Regions from separate parts of the Homo sapiens genome. Here region 2 is linked to region 1. The links are chromatin loops, found by intact Hi-C in ENCODE. Cell type or tissue: PC-3. All regions are shown on one strand. Each heading gives the region's core, and the rest is flanking DNA. Links, peaks and the distances in the headings are about the cores only. Region 1 overlaps RAB3GAP1 (RAB3 GTPase activating protein catalytic subunit 1). Region 2 overlaps RAB3GAP1 (RAB3 GTPase activating protein catalytic subunit 1).

What was found. Peaks named below come from ENCODE experiments on the same cell type or tissue, not always from the same donor. Only the 100,000 strongest peaks of a DNase experiment are listed, where the experiment ranks them.
Region 2: it touches region 1 in a loop (4-fold over the local background); 2 of 110 quality-filtered maps call a loop at or near these places.

Annotation. Positions count from the first base shown.
Region 1 is chr2:135,158,531-135,168,200 of GRCh38, forward strand. RAB3GAP1 (RAB3 GTPase activating protein catalytic subunit 1) reads left to right here. Exons shown (of 24, transcript NM_012233.3): 20 at 4,025-4,121; 21 at 4,218-4,321; 22 at 4,456-4,571; 23 at 6,064-6,166. Among named protein-coding and RNA genes, the nearest start is that of SNORA40B, 27 kb to the left of the region's middle. In PC-3, for the core only: no CTCF peak of the experiment used is centred there; DNase peaks (open chromatin) are centred at 4,061 and 6,131; H3K4me3 peaks cover 970 bases; H3K27ac peaks cover 3,148 bases.
Region 2 is chr2:135,088,569-135,098,238 of GRCh38, forward strand. RAB3GAP1 (RAB3 GTPase activating protein catalytic subunit 1) reads left to right here. Exons shown (of 24, transcript NM_012233.3): 4 at 2,430-2,562; 5 at 5,047-5,125. Among named protein-coding and RNA genes, the nearest start is that of RAB3GAP1, 41 kb to the left of the region's middle. RefSeq lists an enhancer at 3,244-3,388 and a cis regulatory region at 3,309-3,322. In PC-3, for the core only: a CTCF peak has its summit at 7,458; a DNase peak (open chromatin) is centred at 7,213; H3K27ac peaks cover 2,070 bases.

The sequences.
Region 1 (9,670 bases), core at 1,247-9,246:
GATAAACAACTAGGGGAAAGGGGAAGTCATTTCCTACAGAGCAAAGATGAGTGGTAAATGTAGAGGATATGTTGGAGTTGGAAGTCTTCATTTTGCAACCATGTTCATAGTAAGGATTGGTTCACCAAGAATCATGAATATTAAGTCTAGGTGGAAAATTGAAGAGCATCATCTTGCATGATTTTTAAGTGTTTCTCTATAGAGTGCTTCTGCATTGCAAGGAAAGTGGAGAAATAGGACAGTATCTCCAAATTAACATCACCAATGAGGAGTAAATGGAGATCGTACACATTGGGCTATGATACTCTGATGGACCCAACACCACTTAACATGCCATTTGGTTCAGGAATGTAAAATCTTAGTCTAATTGTGAGGGAACATTAGATGAACCCAAAATGAGGAACATTCTATTTTAAAAAGATTTTGAAAAAAGAAAAATTTGCAGAAGTTTGGGGGCATATTAAAGACACAGGAGCCAACTGAAAGAGTTCCCAACTGGCCAAGACTGGAACAATTTGAACACCAAAATAAAATAATATTGGATTGTAACTCAGAGTACAAAATAAATATCCTTGAGTTCATACTGGTATAAATAATTGATTGGATATATAAATTAATGGGATAGAAGGGACAAATCCCCTGTGCAGAATTCTAAATGTATATAGATACTCCACCCTCAAGGAGGTGAAGCTAATTCCCACTCTGTAAGTGTGTGCTGCACATAGTGTGTTCCTCCCAGAGAGTACAGTGCACAGAGAGGGGAAAGGAGTGATGTTACAGTGCAGCAGCCCGACTGACACTGTCTCAGCCAGGTGGTGAAGGTTAACATCCACAGGCTAAGCCATACTGGCGGTATGTACTCCTGACATGATGTGATGACAGTGGCACTTTACCTCTCTGGTCTTCCTCCCAGAAATACATAACCCAGCTTAATCATGAGGAAAACATCAGATAAACCATAATTGAGGGAGTTTTTATGAAATACTTGACCAGAACTCAAAACTGTCAAGGTCAGTAAAAACAATGAAAACCTGAGAAATGTCACAGCCAAGGGAGCCTAGAAACATGACAGCTAAACATAATGTGGTATCTTGAAGGGGATCCTGGAACAGGAAAATGACATTAGATAAAAACTAAGGAAACCGCGTACATACATACATGCTGACAGCATTATTCATGACAGCCAAAAAATGGAACAAACCCAAATGTCTGTCAGTGATGAACAGATAAGACAAATATGGTCTGTCCATGCAATGGAGTATTATTCAGCCATAAAAAGGAATGAAGCACTGATATGTGTTACAACATGGGTGAATCTTGAAAATATTATGCTCAGTGAAAGCAGCCAGAAAACAATGGGCTGCATGTTGCGTCGTTCCATTTATATGAAAGGACCAGAATAGGCAAGTCCATAGAGACAGTAAGTTAGATTAGTAGTTGGCAGCAGTGGAGATTAGGAATGGGGGAAATCAGGAGTGGCTGCTTTGGGGTACTGGGTTTCTTTTGGGGGAGATGAAAGAAAATATTCTGGAATTAGATAATGGTGATGGTAACATAACCTTGCAAATATGCTAAAAACCACTGAAGTTATCCATTTTAAAGTGGTGAATTTTATGGTATGTGAGTTATAACTCAATTTTTAGAAACTAAGGAAATCTGAATACAGTATGGAATTTTAGTTAGCCAAAAAGTAGGGAGGAAGAGGAAACTATACTCAAAATGCCAATGTTATAAAAGACAGAGTGAAAAGCTGTTGCAGATTAGTTGAGATTAAAGAGCTATGATAACTAAAGGCAATGGATGATCCTTACCAAGACTTGTAGTGGTTGAGGGAAAGGGTCATAAAAGACACATTTTGCGGCCGGGCGCGGTGGCTCATGCCTGTAATCTCAGCACTTTGGGAGGTTGAGGTAGGTGGATAATTTGAGGTCAGGAGTTCGAGACCAGCCTGGCCAACATAGTGAAACTCCGTCTTTACTAAAAATACAAAAATTGGCCGGGCAGTAGTGGCCATGTGCCTGTAGTCTTAGCTACTCAGGAGGCTGAGGCAGGAGAATCGCTTGAGCCTGGGAGGCGGAGGTTGTGGGGAGCCAAGATCGCACCACTGCACTCCAGTCTGGGCCAACAGAGAAAGACCCTGTCTCAAAAAAAAAAAAAAAAAAAAAAAAAAGACACATATGGGATCAGTTGACAAAACTGCAATAAAGATAGTAGGTTAGATTACAATTATTTTTATCAGTGTTAAATTTATTGTATATAATCAGAATCATTTGCATTTTGATTATATAATAAAATATTTTTAATTTTAGGAAATACAGATATTTTGGGATAAGGGACATGAGTGTGCGACTTATTCTGAAATTATTCGAAACAAGTTTATGTCTATAGTATGTACACACATGAAAGCAGAGAAAGATGCAAGGGATCCAGAACAGAGGAGGGAGACAGGTCATACGTGAATCCAGGTAAAGGGGAATCACATATTTCACGTTATTCCTGCAAATTTGTTTTTCTGTGAATCAGGGGAAAACAAAATTCAGAAAGGTGGGTATTAGCAAGGATGTACAACAGAGGGAACTCATTACTCTAGATAAGAATGTAAATCTGTTGAAACACTTTGTAGGATAATTATGTTGTACATTTCCTAGTTCAATTGTTAGGTATATATCCTAAAGTAATTGCTGTACATGTCCCATTTGCACCAGGAAATATGTGCAATAATGTAATAGGAGCATCATTTGTAATAGCCAAAAACTGAGGAGCTATCCACTACTATTAGTGTAGGAACATTTTAATACAGCAGTGAAAATGAGTAAACTATAGCATATTGGAATGGTATACGAATATCAAAATACTGAATGAAAAAAAGCAAGTCACTGAGGGCTATAAACAGAAACACTCCATTAATATAAAGGTTAAAACTAGACAAAAGTAAACAATATATTATTTAAGGCTACATATGTGAAAAAAACCATAAAGAAAAGCAAAAGAATGATTTGTAGTTAATTCTGGGGATGGAGGGTACACAGGAGGACTTGGAAAAGCCTGGTAACATTCTGTTTCCTAAGCTGGTGTTTTCTTTAAACTATTTCTAATACTCTAGTATGTATATTTCTTAATTTAAAAAAAGTTTCAAATCAGACAAAACTCTCTAAGCCAAAAAAAAGTCCACCACAAGTCATTAAATAAAGCAAATAATAAAACAGTATGTAAGTTATTAATTTTTGTTAAGAAATTACATATGCATCTACATTTTTGTGTTTAAATGGACATACAAGTAGTTTGAGAGGATAAACACGAAAATGTGGTTTTGGGGAAGTAGGATTTCAGGAAAATTTCTGCATCACCTGTATTTTTTTTAAAATTTTGAAATCCATGAGCATTTATCAGTCAGACTCACATTATGAGATTATACTTCTTAAAATTTTTATTGATGTAAAAGAATTGTACATATTTATAGGGTTATACTTCTTTTATCTTTACTGTTGAATAAGGAGCCTAAAGGTAGGGTCCATGTTTTGTACATACTTCTCTGTATTCTTATAATAAGAATTGGAAAAAAAATAAACCAAAACAACTAAAACCAAAAAATGTGTGGGAAGTCACTAACAATGTTTAGAAATATTAAGTGAGAAAAGCAGGTTAAAAGGCAGTATTTTACATATTTAATATTAGTGCCCTTAGTACGTGTATTCTGCGTCTTAAAATGAAAATGCTCCACTGTCAATGGTTGTTTTCTCTTGGTATTGTAATCAGTCGGTAGTTTTTATTTTCTTTGTATTTTCCTTATTTGTGTGTATTACATAAGAAAGCAGAAAAAAATAGAATATTTATAATTATTAAAGATTGAAGTTCTTAGGTGCTTTCAGTAACATTATCCTCACCTTTGGGGTCGTGGCTGCCTATCTGGAGTGCTGTCTTGTTAAGGATTAAGATGAGTGGCTGAGGATTTGCACTTCTGTAAGTGGCTGCTTCATCCTTTGACACCTGCGCTGATCATTTGTGTGCGCTGCACCTCCTTCAGGTGCTGCACTATCTGGCAATCCAGAAACCTGCAGACCTTGCTCGGCACCTGTTACCTTGTGTGATTCATGCAGCTGTACTCAAGGTAAAGGAAGAAGGTAAATGTCATATTTAACTAGTCATTAGTCATTTCCAAAGTGAAAGTATATTTTGCTTAATTTATTTAATGCTGGCTTCAATCTTTTCTAAAATAGAAAGTCTCGAAAACATTTCTTCAGTTAAGAAGATCATAAAGCAGATAATATCCCATTCCAGTAAAGTTTTGCACTTCCCCAATCCAGAAGACAAGAAATTGGAAGTAAGTTTGATGTAGTGTCAGAATCTTGCCAAGTGTTCTCCTCAGTTGGCAAAAATAATTTTTAAGATGCGTTTTCAAAGGGCTTTGCTTTTTTGCCATCTCGCAATGTATGCCTCTTCCTTTTCTACCGCCAGGAAATCATTCACCAGATTACTAATGTGGAAGCTCTCATTGCCAGAGCTCGGTCACTAAAAGCCAAGTTTGGAACTGAGAAATGTGAACAGGAGGAGGAAAAGGAAGATCTTGAAAGGTAATTGCTATTTGGCTAATTCAGTTTTGTCTGCAGTAGGAAAAGCCACCACTCTCTTAAGAAAAATTGTAATAGGATATTAAGACTCTTTTGTGGTAATCATATATTATTTGAAACAAGCATTGTCTAGAGACAGAAATAATTATCATAGCATTTGACCTCTCCCGTATTTCTGAGTCTCTACCAGGTGTTTCCATTCTTCCCACTTTTAGAAACAGTCTCCCAGAGCCTCCTTTTCTAGGGATTCCTTGGTTTGCTCTTGGAGATGTGGTGTCTGGAATTTCTTGTGGAGGAGCTGTTAACTGTGTTGCTCACCCTGCCCCAAAACTTTGTTTTCAGCTGTTACTATTCCTTGACCACAGGGTGCAGGTGCTGAAACCATTTCTGCTTACTGTTCCTAGTTGTTTATTTTAAACAAGATTTGTGATAGCAAAGGTGCACATCCTATGTGCCTTGCGATTATGTTTTGAAAGATTGACCAGATGGCTTTTCTCAGATGAAGCAAATGATTGGGGCATTCTCTTTATGAGACTCGGCACCATTACCAATGGAGCTTAGATCAGTGTGAGGCCCTGTTCATTTTTTGCCCATGTTATTTGGAAGGACAATATTGTTTTAATGTGTGATAAAGTGTTCACAAATTAGCTTGTTCAGTGGCTTAAATTTGTCATCATTTAAAAATTTTCATTAGCCTTTCCATAATAAATGGCATTATTGATGCTAAATAATTAATATTGTATGGCAAGGCATTTGCTGTCTTTTAACAAGTTTGTGTTTGAATTTTATGTCTTTTGTTAGGTGAAGTTTTCTCCCACACTGCTTTGCTCTTGAAAATGTCTTCCTTTTAAATGAGAAGAATAAGCTCTAATCAAGGGACTCGTTTCTAAAATAGTAGAGTATGAATTAGTGAGCAGGTGGTGCAGGTTTGGTGGCTTTGTGCCTTCAACTCTGTTAGTTCCACCATACGTTATCTGTGACATACTTGGAAGTTCAGTGTTTCCAGCATCTAATGGCACAGTTTACAATTGCGACTTTGCCCAACACAAGTATTTTAAGCATATGTGCACGTGTGCGTGCACACACAGACACATACCCCTTAAAAAAAACAAAAACAAATATGGATCATTGCTTTTATTGGATAAATATAACTTGGTTTATATTATACAATTTTTTTTTCATCTTTTATTAACTGTAGCATTTTCTAAGCTTCTAGTCTGAAAAAAATAGACTGAATATTTTTTCTTACACTTTGACAGAGATAGGCTTTAAACATTTTTTATGAGCACAGGTGAAAAAGCAGGAAGATTGTCAGTTAAGTCGATAATAATTCCAAATGTCAATCTTATCTTGCTGTAAAATTTCACTCCAACCTTGTTGGGTTTAGCCAGTATCAGCTTGAGGATTTGTCCACAAAACTCCTGTGGGAGGATGGACGCCCAGTGGCCTGGACAGCTCACTTTCCACCCTTTCATTGCCTGTCTCTGTCTCCTAGGTTTGTGAGTTGCCTGCTGGAGCAGCCTGAAGTGTTAGTCACCGGTGCAGGAAGAGGACATGCTGGCAGGATCATTCACAAGCTGTTTGTGAATGCCCAGAGGGTATGTGAGAGTCATTATTGACTCCATCATAATCTCTCCAAACCTCTACTTGGGAAGAGGCTGTTTTAGTTCCCACACGTGGCTGATCACACTCATGTCACCTGAGTGTAAGTCTGGGCATTGGGTTTGAACACTGAAGAAACAATGACTTCTGAGTCTTCGAAATCCATTTGATTTCTTACATGTTGAATTAAAATGATAAGTATATTCTAGGACCTAAATTTTAAAAATTAGAAGAGTCCAAAATCCATTGTTATAGAAGCTGGCAGGGAGTCAGTTAGCAATGGCCAGTGCTGTGCTGTGGGAAAAAATGTTTACTCACAGGTACTTTCAAATGAGAATGGAGTTCAGTTTTACCATCTTTAAACCCCATGTAGGGCAAAGTGGAGTCACAACTCAGCTTGAATTATAAATATAATTGTTCTTGTAATGGTGAGGAGATCTACCTTTGAGGTTTCCTAGAAAAGAAGAGGAAAACTTCAGATTTTTAGGGCTGTGGAAACAGATTTCAGCACAGAAAGAAAGCCCAGTTTGAAAAATTATCATAACCATTACCTCTAGTAGTGAAAGTAAAGATTTTAAAATTATATTGTATCTTGGTTACTGGCTAAGGGCTCTGGCATCCTACAGATAATTCTCAGTTCAGGGCTCATTAATATTAGGGATTCTGATAAAGGCGTTATGTGCACTAATTACACGCTTCCCCTTATATGGCACTGTGATTACACTAGAATGACCCAGTTTTGAGAGTGTAATTTTCAGAAACAAATAAGAAAAAGAATTTCTATGTGTCTACACGTGGAATAACAACTGGATAATCCCTGTAGAGTTGGTCTGGAGTACAACTAGTTAATATATTCAAATTCATAGCCAAATACACTGATAGGAATTCTTAGCAAGAGCTAAAATCTGAGTTTGTTTATGGGGCAGCTCCCTAAACCTCAGAATTTCAAATTAATAACCAAATATTTATTTCCTTATAAATTAGACTTCTAGCAAACAATAGATGCTTGCTTTGATTTATTTTGTTTTTCTCTCTGGCATGAAAACAAGAACCGAGTTTGGTTCCACATCTGATAATATCTATCCAGTTCACTACCCAGAAGCTTACAAGCGCATTTCCTTGTTAGCTACCAATATGAATGTTCCTCATATTGCAAAAATTCTTTCCTCTTTGATCATTTTTAATAAGTGACATGTTGGCTGGGTGCGGTGGCTCACGCCTGTAACTTTGGGAGGCTGAGGTGGGTGGATCACCTGAGGTCAGGAGTTCAAGACCAGCCTGGCCAATGTGGTGAAACCCTTTCTCTACTAAAAATACAAAAATTAGCTGGGCGTGGTGGTGAGCACCTGTAATCTCAGCTACTTGGGAGGCTGAGGCAGGAGAATCACTTGAACCCGAGAGGCAGAGGTTACAGTGAGCTGAGATCATGCCACTGCACTCCGGCCTGGGTGATAAAACTCCATCTCAAAAAAAAAAAAAAAGTTATGTGTTAAGAGGATTTAAAATGTGAAGTATTTATATTTTTAGTCCTGAGATTGTTACTTATTTTAGATAACTAAGCAAAATTATTTTCCCCAAAATAGAAATAACCTCCTTACCCCCTCTACTGACTGCAAGTAAAACTTTGACAATATAGGAACTTTTATATTTATTTATTCATTTTTTAAAGAGAGGGTCTCACTCTGTGGTCCAGGCTGGAGTACAGTGGCAAGATCATAACTCACTGCAGCCTTGAACTCCTAGGTTTAAGCAATCCTCTTGCTTCAACCTCCCAAGAAGCTGGAGCCACAGGCATGCACCACCACGCCCAGTTAATTTTTATATTTTTTGTAGGGACGGGGTCTCACTTTGTTGCCCAGGCTTATCTAGAACTCCTGGTTTCAAGCAATTCTCCTTCCTTAACCTCCCAAAGTGCTGAGATTATAGGTGTGTGTGAGCTATCACACCTGGCCTAGAAAATTATAAGAAAATATTAATCACATAATCTCACTACCCATTGATGATTTAACATCTAGTATATACATATGTATATATAATTTTAAAAGTAGGGTTATATTATATAATTACTTCATTATTCTTGTTTTCCACTTAATATACTTAAGATATCTTTCAAAATCACTAAATACAGGAACATAGTATATCATCTTTCAGTAGCCTCATTGTATAGCTAACCCCCTTAATGGCTACTGAAATTGTACATCCATCTACATTATGTCATTTAAGAAAAGATTTTAAAGTTTTCAGACCTTGTAGTGAATGTTTTTAGGGAATTGGTAGACTGTGTAATACATATAACAAGCATCTGGTTGGTACATTTTTAAACTCAGTTTTAAATGTCTGGCTGAAGTAAACTGTTAGAATTTATTCATGTAACTTTTCATTAGCTGATACTTTATATCAATTTTACTAATTAGTCAAGATTTTAACACATTTTTTTAAAAAGTTGTGATGTAATTTCACTTGGTGTTTTTATAGCTTATAGTAATTCTATATATTTATAACTTTTCTTTAAAATTATAAATAGTAATAAGCCTTATCATGATTATAGGTATCTCTGGTATGTACATACTTAAATGGAATTCAGCAAATAAATGACTGACTGGATTTCGCTTCAGACTTGCTAGATTGAATAACTGTTAGGCACCTATTCCTAAATTCTATTTTTCAAGCCATGAACACTTTTTTTTTTTTTTGCATCATAATTCCCAGTAAAAGAGCTAGGTTTTTGTTGTTCATTTCTCCCATTAAATGACATCATATGTCACCTGTTGAGCCATGGATGCATGAGTAGTAGTAGATGTCTGCTGTAGTTGACAGCTGGGTGTGCTGTGTTTGGTGTGACTTTGTCTTGAATATTCTTTTGATAGGATCATGTTCCATAATGTAGTGCATACTGTCTTTGAAATAATCCTGAACTCCCTTGTCTAGCCCTATTTAAACCATCTTGCTTGTTTCCCTTTCATCACTGTTTCTTTTCTTACCCCTTCTCAAGCTGACTGAATCTTCTGATGAGGTAACAAAATAGCCTTTGCCCCTCATAGTTCCTTGTTCCTTCCCATCCCTCTAATTTCATAAGGTCATTAACACTAACCACCTCTCTCACAGTCTGGATTTGGCTTACCTACCTTGCTGATGTTTAGCGCAACATGATTTCATGTTTCCATTGCCAAAACAATTTTTTTTCCCAAATTGATGGTATTAAAAAAAGTACAGTAATCAGAATTAAAATTGTAGGCTGTAAATGAACATGCATTTTATGTCATTTCAATGAAAAAATAGATGCCTTTAATATTGCGAACTTCTCTTTTGTGGTCATTGCTATATGGGCCTCTATCACTTCGGCATCACATTAGCTGCCCAGCAAGCAAGACCAATGCCCCCACTTTTAATTTGGCAAGTGAACCTTAAAAAGAATCGATTAAAAAATTCTTACCCAGAGTCAAGATGAAAATCATCTTTTCACTCTGGAGAAAAACAGCTCCTTACTGGACTGAGGCTGT
Region 2 (9,670 bases), core at 542-8,541, 71 kb before region 1:
ATCCCAGCAACATGGGAGACTGATGCAGGAGAATCGCTTAAACTTGGGAGGCGGAAGTTGCAGTGAACCAAGATCGCACCACTGCACTCCAGCCTGGGTGACAGAGCGAGACTCCATCTCAAAAAAAAAAAAAAAAAAAAGAAAGAAAAGAAAAAAAATTAAAATTCTTTGCCCACTTTTTGATGGGGTTGTTTTTTCTTGTAAATTTGTTTAAGTTCTTTGTAGATTCTGGATCCATTAGCCCTTTGTCAGATGGATAGATTGCAAAAATTTTCTCCCATTCTGTAGGTTGCCTGTTCACTCTGATAATAGTTTCTTTTGCTGTGCAGAAGCTCTTTAGTTTAATTAGATCCCATTTGTCAATTTTGGTGTTTGTTGCCATTGCTTTTGGTGTTTTAATCAAGAAGTCTTTGCTAATATGCCTAGGTTTTCTTCTAGGGTTTCTATGGTTTTAGGTCTTATGTTTAAATCTTTAATCCATCTTAAATTAATTTTTGTATAAGGTATAAGGAAGGGGTCCAGTTTCAGTTTTCTGCATATGGCTAGCCAGTTTTCCCAGCACGATTTGTTAAATAGGGAATCCTTTCCCCATTGCTTGTTTTTGTCAGGTTTGTCAAAGATCAGATGGTTGTAGATGTGTCGTGTTATTTCTGACGCCTCTGTTCTGTTCCCTTGGTCTATATATCTGTTTTGGTACAAGTACCATGCTGTTTTGGTTACTGTAGCCTTGTAATGTAGTTTGAAGTCAGGCAGCGTGATACCTCCAGCTTTGTTCTTTTTGCTTAGGATTGTCTTGGCTATATTGGCGCTTTTTTGGTTCCATATGAAATTTAGTTTTTTCTAATTCTGTGAAGAAAGCCAGTGGTAGCTTAATGGGGATAGCATTGAATCTATAAATTCCTTTGGGCAGTGTGGCCATTTTCATAGTATTGATTCTTTCCATCCATGAGCATGGACTGTTTGTCCATTTGTTTGTGTCCTCTCTTATTTCCTTGCCTCAGCAATCCCATTACTGGGTATATACCCAAAGGATTATAAATCATTCTACTATAAAGACACAGGCACATGTATGTTTATTGCAGCACTGTTCACAACAGCGAAGACTTGAAACCAACCCAAATGTCCATCAATGACAGACTGGATTAAGAAAATGTGGCACATATAAACCATGGAATACTATGCAGCCATAAAAAAGGATGAGTTCATGTCCTTTGTAGGGACATGGATGAAGCTGGAAACCATCATTCTCAGCACTCTTAACACGGGAACAGAAAACCAAATGCTGCATGTTCTCACTCATAAGTGTGAGTTGAACAGTGAGAACACGTGGACACAGGGAGGGAAGCATCACACACTGGGACCTGTTGCGGGAGGGGAGGGCTAGGGGAGGGATAGCATTAGGAGAAATACCTAATGTAGATGACAAGTTGATGGTTGCAGCAAACCACTATGGCACGTGTATAGCTATGTAATAAACCTGCATGTTCTGCATGTGCATCCCAGAACTTAAAGTATAATAAAAAGATTATGATTTTGGATGTGTATCATACATGACAGTTCAAATACTAATGAAAAGATTGATATTTGATGTACTTACGTAATAATACACACTTAGGACACTTAAAATAAGATTTAATTTAATTTAGAATTATAAATATCTTTCCAGGAATATATATAAAAATTCAGATGTTTACACTAGGTATAGCCATGAAAACATTTTAAAAATAGTAACTCACAGATTAATTGCTTATATATTTTCAATCTAGTTTGGGGCTATCTGTGCTTGGCTAGTTGCTTGGTTGGTATTTCCTGCCTTATGTGGTGCTATGCTGTAATGACTGTTTACCTCTCCATTGGAAAAAATAGCTATGGGAGATTAGAAGCTCTGTGGGAAAAATCCTTTTTTATGCTTAGGGTTCTGTATAAGTAAGGAGCTCTTTGGAACTCTTAATTAATATATGTTTTTCATTCAAGAAGTTGCTGTTCAAATGGAAAGACTTGAATGCCAAAGCTTGATAAAAGAAGCAGGAATCTGTTAAATAAGTGCTACAGGTGTCATGCCACTTAAATTGATTGTGCAGACTGCTTCTTTATGAAGCAATTTCTGGTGTCAAAAAATGCTATATGCTGTATTATTAATATATAGTGATGTGTTCATGATTTTATATAGAGAATCTTGGAAAAAATTATTATTAATCTTTGTAAGTCACTTGATCGTTAATATTCTAGGAGAAATTTCTTTTTAAAGGAACACTGATAAATCATTTATAAAATAATTTTCTCTTGGTTGCATTCACTTTTATGTTTTTCTTTGATTGTATGGAGGATATTTATAGGGCAGAAAAAGGGGAAAATATCCCTGTCGTTAGTAAATATAATGATAGCTATTGATTAAGGTAAATATTTTGCCATTTTATTGGTACATATAGGGTATATTTACTTCTGGCACATGGGAAGAGAAATCAGATGAAATTTCCTTTGCTGACTTCAAGTTCTCAGTCACTCATCATTATCTTGTACAAGAGTCCACTGATAAAGAAGGAAAGGATGAGTTATTAGAGGGTAAGTTATTTCTATATAATAATATTAACTTCTGATTTGTAGGAGTGGCTGTAATTTTGAATTATTAATTTAGTGTTCTTCCATAGTGTCAGTTTCTCTGGAACTGTTTTACATAAGCAAAGTTGTTTCACCACATCTGAGGTAGAGGATGAATTACATTGTCATTCATTTTTTAATTAATTAAATCAGCTCATATTTATTGAGTACCTAACATGTACCAGATACTCTTCCAAGCCCTACATTCCAGTAGGGAAGATAAGATAGATAAGTAAGTAACCATAATGAAAGTGATAAGTGCATCCTGAAGTACAGACAAAATTCTGTTGGAATTCAGAGGAGAAAAGATCACTTTTAATTGGGAGATTAGAGAAGGAGAATTAAGCAAGTAAGTTTGGCTTTGAAGGATTACAAATAAAGGAAAATCTGTTGATTAGAGGGTAGTATTTTGGATTTACTCTAGATTTTGGAGTCAAAACAAGTGGTTTAAAATTTTATTTTTTCTACTTGCTAGTTAGTTGCCCCATCTAAGCTTGAGTTATCTCAGTTGTAAAATGAAGTAATACTACCTGGAGGGCTAAGTGAAGATTTAATGAGAAATTGTACATAAGCAAGTATCTCAGTACCTGACCCATGCCAGGTACTCAATAAATGGTGTCTATAATTGTTAATAGGTCAAATCATCCAAAATCTTCTGTCCTTAGATAAACTAGTGCATAACAGTGAGTGAGCAAGATACTGAATAAACATGAACTTTGGAGCTGCCAGTCAAATATCCTTCTTCATTCACTAAGCAAATAAATAGGTAGAATGTGTTAAATTTTTTCTGATCATAACAGATTATCATTTGTAAGCTCAGACCTGAAAAAATCTGTGCTTTTTCTTGTGTAGGAATAGAATTTTGTTACCTTTTCTGTTACGTATATTCTTCTTAGAAACAAAACAATTAGATAACATATGCATTCAGATTCATAAACCAGGGCAGATAACATTAACCATATATACATATATGTAAGGCAGTTATACAGCAAAAGAAAATAATTAAGCCAGAATGTGAATATGAGAACTTTAAGAGGAAGAGGGAAGTGTGCGCAATTGTTGGGAGGTCTCATAATAGCCCAGCAATTTTCAGGTTCAACGTTCTGCCAATTAATGAAGGAAACTATTCAAGATAGCGAAAATTTAAGTGCTGTTAATTTAAGGGAAGATCATGCATCAAGGAAAAGCTGCTGTAGTAAAGAGGCTTAGAATCAGTGCTCTGAGATAAATAGATAAAGGAGACTGTGGTACAATGAAGGTGAATTATTTTTTTGTTTGTTTGTTTTTGAGACTGAGTTTCACTCTTGTTGTCCAGGCTGTAGGGCAATGGCGCGATCTCAGCTCACTGCAACCTCCGCCTCCCGGGTTCAAGCAAATCTCCTGCCTCAGCTTCCAAAGTTGCTGGTATTACAGGCACCAATCACCATACCCAGTTAATTTTTTGTATTTTTAGTAGAGACAGGGTTTTGCTGTGTTGACCAGGCTGGTCTTGAACTCCTGACCTCAGGTGATCCACCTGCCTCGGCCTTCCAAAGTGCTGGGATTACAGGCGTGAATCACTGTGCCCAGCCAAAGGTGAATGAATTTTAAGCTAGTTAAGGCATTGTTGCAAGTGTACATATAAAGTGCAGTTTTCTTTTAATTTGATTGTGATTGAGCCTGTAACTTATGGTGGGAGTTACAAGCCAAACCATCAGCTCAGTTTTACAGATACGCGTTTAAAACTATATTATCAGAGGTCAGGAGATTTGAGCACTAATCATTTATGTTATCAGCATTGTCTATTGCTTTTGGTCTGAAAAGCACCAAATCATTAGCATTCTCTTTAGTCTTTTAGCAAAATAAAAAGTATAGATCTGCTAAGCAATGATAGCTATACAACAAAAATTATTTTTGTGAATGGATACTATTTTTAATGCATTGAATTTGTCATGTATTTATGGGTATAATGATCTTTTATGTTAGTACCTTATCGTGGATAGTAATTTAAGTGTGTAAACATAGTTTAGAAGTGGGAAGCCAGGTAGAAGTTTTACAAGAACATTTAAGATGGACAGGGGGCCTAAAAAGGCTTGCTATGGGAGGTTATACAGAGTTGACATATCTCTAAATAGAATGTTGAAGAAAAGTAGAGGCAAGGACAGGCTAAGAAGAATAAATAAAGCTTTCTGGTAAGTGTGAGGAATTGTGTGAGTTGTGACTCAGAAGCAAAAAAATATTTTAAACATGGGAGTGGCATATGTCTTTTTTATAGGCTACTTTTATTTGAAGAAAAAAAAATGAGAGAGAAATCCCTCTCCCTGTACTCAAGAGCTATCTTTAGATATGAATCTTAAAGCAATATCAAAACTGCATGATCTAGCAAGACATGTGTTTCCTCAAAGCATGTTATAAAACTCTGCCTGATCATGAACATACTAACTTTTTCATTATCAAATGTTTTTGTAGATGTTGTTCCACAATCTATGCAAGATTTGCTGGGTATGAATAATGACTTTCCTCCAAGAGCACATTGCCTGGTAAGATGGTAGGTATATCTTTTACTCAGTATCTTTTAGTATGTGTGTTGCGGGGGACCTCAACACTGTCCCCAAGTTCAGTGATTTGCTAAGAAGACTCAGAGGACTCAGCATTTAATTGCAGCTGATTTATTGCAGAGACAGGATACAGGGCAAAATCTGCAAAGGGAAAAAACACATGAGGCAAAGTCCAGAGGAAGTACAAGCTTTTAAGAATCCTTTCCTAATGGAGTCAGGCAAGATGTACTCAGTTCCCTCAGCAACAAATTGTGACAAAGTATGTGAAACATTGTCTATCAGGGACAGTGTTAGAGGCTCAGCGCCCCAGGTTTTTAATTAGGGGGCTGGTCATATAAGCACCCTTTAACTGGTATATACCAAAATTTCAGGCTCCCAGAAGGAAAGCAGGTGTTCGGCATAAATTACATTGTTTGCATAAACAATTTAGGCTTAGTGAGCAGCTTAATCAGTTCTGGGAATGGTGAGAACCCTCCCCAAATCCCATTTCCCAGCTGTTGGCCAAGAGTTAACCTTGCAAGCAGGCTTTTCTTTTCTTTTTTATTTTTTTGGTTTGTTTTTTCTTTCAGTTTTTTTGTTTTTAATTATTGTAGATATATAGTAGTTTTACATATGTAATAGTTGTACATATTTATCTTTTTTTCAAAAGAAATGATAAATGCTTGAGGTGATGGATTCCCCAATTAAACGTTCCAATTCCATTCTTTTATTTATCTTGACATATACAACAAATTATTGTTAACTATAGGCACCCTATTTTGCTACTGAATGCTAGATCTTACTTTTTCTATCCAACTGTATTTTTGTCCCATTAACCATCCCCTCTTTATGCCCTGCTCCCCATTACCCTTCTAAGCCTCTGGTAATTCTACTTAGAGATATGTCAACTCTGTATCACCTCCCATAGCTAGCCTTTTTAAGCCTCCTGGCCATCTTAAATCTTCTTGTAAAACTTCTACCCAGCTTCCCACTTCTAACCCATGTTTACACACTTAAATGACTATCCATAAGACACTAACATCATTCTATTCTCTTATCTCCGTGAGTTCAGTTTGTTTGTTTTTTTAGCTCCCACATATTAGTGAAAACGTGCAATACTTGTCTTTCTGTGCCTGGCTTATTTCACTTAAATGTCTTTCAGTTCCTTCTATGCTCTTGTAAATGACAGGATTTCATTCTTTTTTATGGCTGAATAATATTATATTGTGTATATGTACCACATTTTCTTTATTCATTCATCTATTGATGGGTACTTAGGTTGATTCCATATCTTGGTTATTGTGAATAATGCTGTAGTAAACATGGGAGTGGAGATATCCCTTCAGTATACTGATTTCCTTTCTGCAAGCAGGCTTTTTTTTGTGAAACAGAGTCTCACTCTGTCGCCCAGGCTGGAGTGCAGTGGCGTGATCTCGGCTCACTGCAACCTCTGCCTCCCAGGTTCATGTCATTCTCCTCCCTCAGGCTCCCAAGTAGCTGGGACTACATGTGTCCACCACCACACCCAGCTGATTTTTTGTATTTTTAGTAGAGACGGGGTTTCACTGTGTTAGCCAGGATGGTCTCGATCTCCTGACCTCGTGATCCGCCCGCCTCGGCCTCCCAAAGCGCTGGGATTATAGGCGTGAGCCACCGCGCCCGGCCGCAGGCAGGCTTTTTTAAGGATAGCGGTCACAGGCCTGCTGGTTCATCTTTTCTGCACAATGTATTTCATAATCCAGGGTAGTGCTTAACTGTAGTCTCATGACAAGCATGGAACATTTAAATATCATAGAAATTTTAATACATATTATTGAATATTGAAATGAACTCAATATGTTGGATGTTGATCTGTTATGTGATAAAATCAAAACTCACTGTGTCTAAACTATAAATGTGATACATTAATGTAAGAGGTACAATCTTACCCCTCTTATCTGTGGTTTTGCTTTCTGCGGTTTCAGTTACCTGTGGTCAAGTGTAGTCTGAAAATATTAAATGGAAAATTTCAGGCAAAAACAACAAGTTTTAAATTGTATGCTGTTCTGAGTAGTATGGTGAAGTCTTAGGCCATTCTGTCCTGGAAGTGAATCATGCCTTTGTCCAGTGTATCTACAATGTATACACTACCTGCCCCTTAGGCACTTAGTAGTCATCTTGGTTATCGGATTGACAAATCACAAGAAGAAGGGTGAGTATAGTACAATAAGATATCTTGAGAGAGAGAGAGAGAGACCACATTTATATAACTTTTATTACAAAATATTGTCGTAACTGTTCTATTGGTACTATATATAGGAAAAAACAGTACATACAGGCTTTGATACCATCTGCAGTTTCAAGCATCCACTAGGGGTCTTGGAACTTACCTTCCACAGATAAGGAGGGACTATTTACATCACATTTAAAAGGTCTCTTCTGTCTTTTTCAGTTATTCCAAGTGTCTGTGAACTTTATTTATTTTGGATGGAGTGGTCTTAGAACAAACTACCACCAAAATGGCCCTAGTAAAGAGTATATATTTAAGAAAGGAGACCTAGTTAAAGGAAGTTTACATACTGGTTTGAAATTATTCTATTGTTATCAGTTGGTCTTTTGATTTTTTTAAATTAAAGAATTCTAAGGTAGGGGAAAATGACATTAATCTGTGTTTATCTTTTTCTTCATTTCATATAGCAAATAGGCTGTGTAGCACTTTTAAAAAAGAAAATTATTTGCAAATGCAGGTAAACGGGATAGTGTTTCATAAATATTCCTCTTTTAGTATGACCTTTTAAAAATTGTTCACTTAAACAACTAAAAAAGAAATGTAATAATTATATCTATTAAATTTAATTTAATCCTTCCACATTCCGTTCTGGCCTTTTAAAATATGAATATATACATTTAATGTGACTAAATTTATCAGAAGGCAGCATAGTATCAGAGCATGAGCTTTGTATGCATTAATTCATTCAACATTAATTGAACACTTACTTACTGTTTGGCTATATACTGAATTAGGTTTAATTCCTAACTCAGGTACTTAGTATCTCTGCAACTTTGGGCAAGTTACTTAATTTCTTGTAGTTTGTTTCTACACTGGTAAACTAAGAATAATAAATAATATGCACTTCCAGAGTAGTTATGAGGATCAAATAAGATAATGGCGCCTAGTATGTTTATCAAAATCTAAATGCTATTAACATGATTTCAGCCTTTTGGTATGTATTTCCTCACTGTTACATAGTTTGTGGTCAAAATATTAAATGAAGTAATGAAACCTTTCTATATATTAATATAAATAACTTGTTAGTAGGGTGGTTTTTGTAACCTTTCCATTTACTTTTAAAAATATTTTTAAAATCAACGTAGTAAAATTGGACTTTTTGTGGAGGTGAGCAGTTCTCTGAACTTCAACACTTTATATAGTTTTTTACTAGTATCAAAATCAGGAGATAGAACAGTTCTATAACACCCCCTCACCTCTGCTGCCAAAAAAAAAGCCCTATTGTCCCTTTTGTCTCTTAGTAAGCATAGGCACGTCCTTCCCACTTTTTTTTTTTTTTTTAAAGAGACAGGTCTTACTCTGTCACCCAGGCTGGAATACATTGATGCAATCATGGGTACTGTAGCCTTGAACTCCTGGGCTCAAGTGATCCTTCTGCCTCAGCCCCTTGAGTATCTAGAACTACAGGTGCACACCACCATGCCCGGCTAAGTTGGGTTTTTTATTTTTTGTTGAGACAGTGTCTTGCTATGTTGCCTGGGCTGGTCTTAAACTCCTGGCCTCAAGTGATCCTCCCACCTCAGCCTCCCAAAGTACTGGGATTATAGGTGTGAGCCACTGTACCTGACCACACTCTCGACATCCTTATAATCCCTGGAATCCCTGATCTTTCTTGGTCACTATAGTTTTGTCTTTTTGAGAGTGTCATATAAATAGAATTCTACTGTATGTAAATAGAATTCTACTGTATGTGACCATTGGTGACTGGCTTTTAAAACAGCATGGTGCCTTTGAAATCCTTTGAGGTGATTCTGCTTATCAATAGTTTGTTCCTTTTTATTGCTGAGTAGTATTTTATTGTAAGGATATACCAAGCTGTTTATTCAGTCATTTGTTGAGGGTTATTAGGATTGTTTTTAGGTTTTGGCATTTTTAAATAGAGCTATACTATAAATATTTGTATACAGATTTTTGTGTGAAAACACATTTTCAGTTCACTCGGGTAGATACCTAGAGTAGTATTGCTAAGTCATGTGGTAAGTGTATGTTTATAGGAAACTGCAAAACATTTCTAGAGTAGTTGTACCATTTTGCATTCCCACCAACAATGTATGAAAATTCCAGTTTCTACATCCTTACCAGCACTTGGTATTGTCAGTATTTGTTTTTAGCCATTCTTAGTAGGTGCATAGTGGTATCCTAATTTTAATTTTGAACATCTTTCGTGTGTTTATTTGTCCATTTATATCTTCTCTGTATTAACAGTGTCCAAGTCTTTTGCACATGTTTTAATTGGGTTGTTTGTTTTCTTTTTTGGGGGTGGGGGTTGTTTGTTTTCTTACTGTAA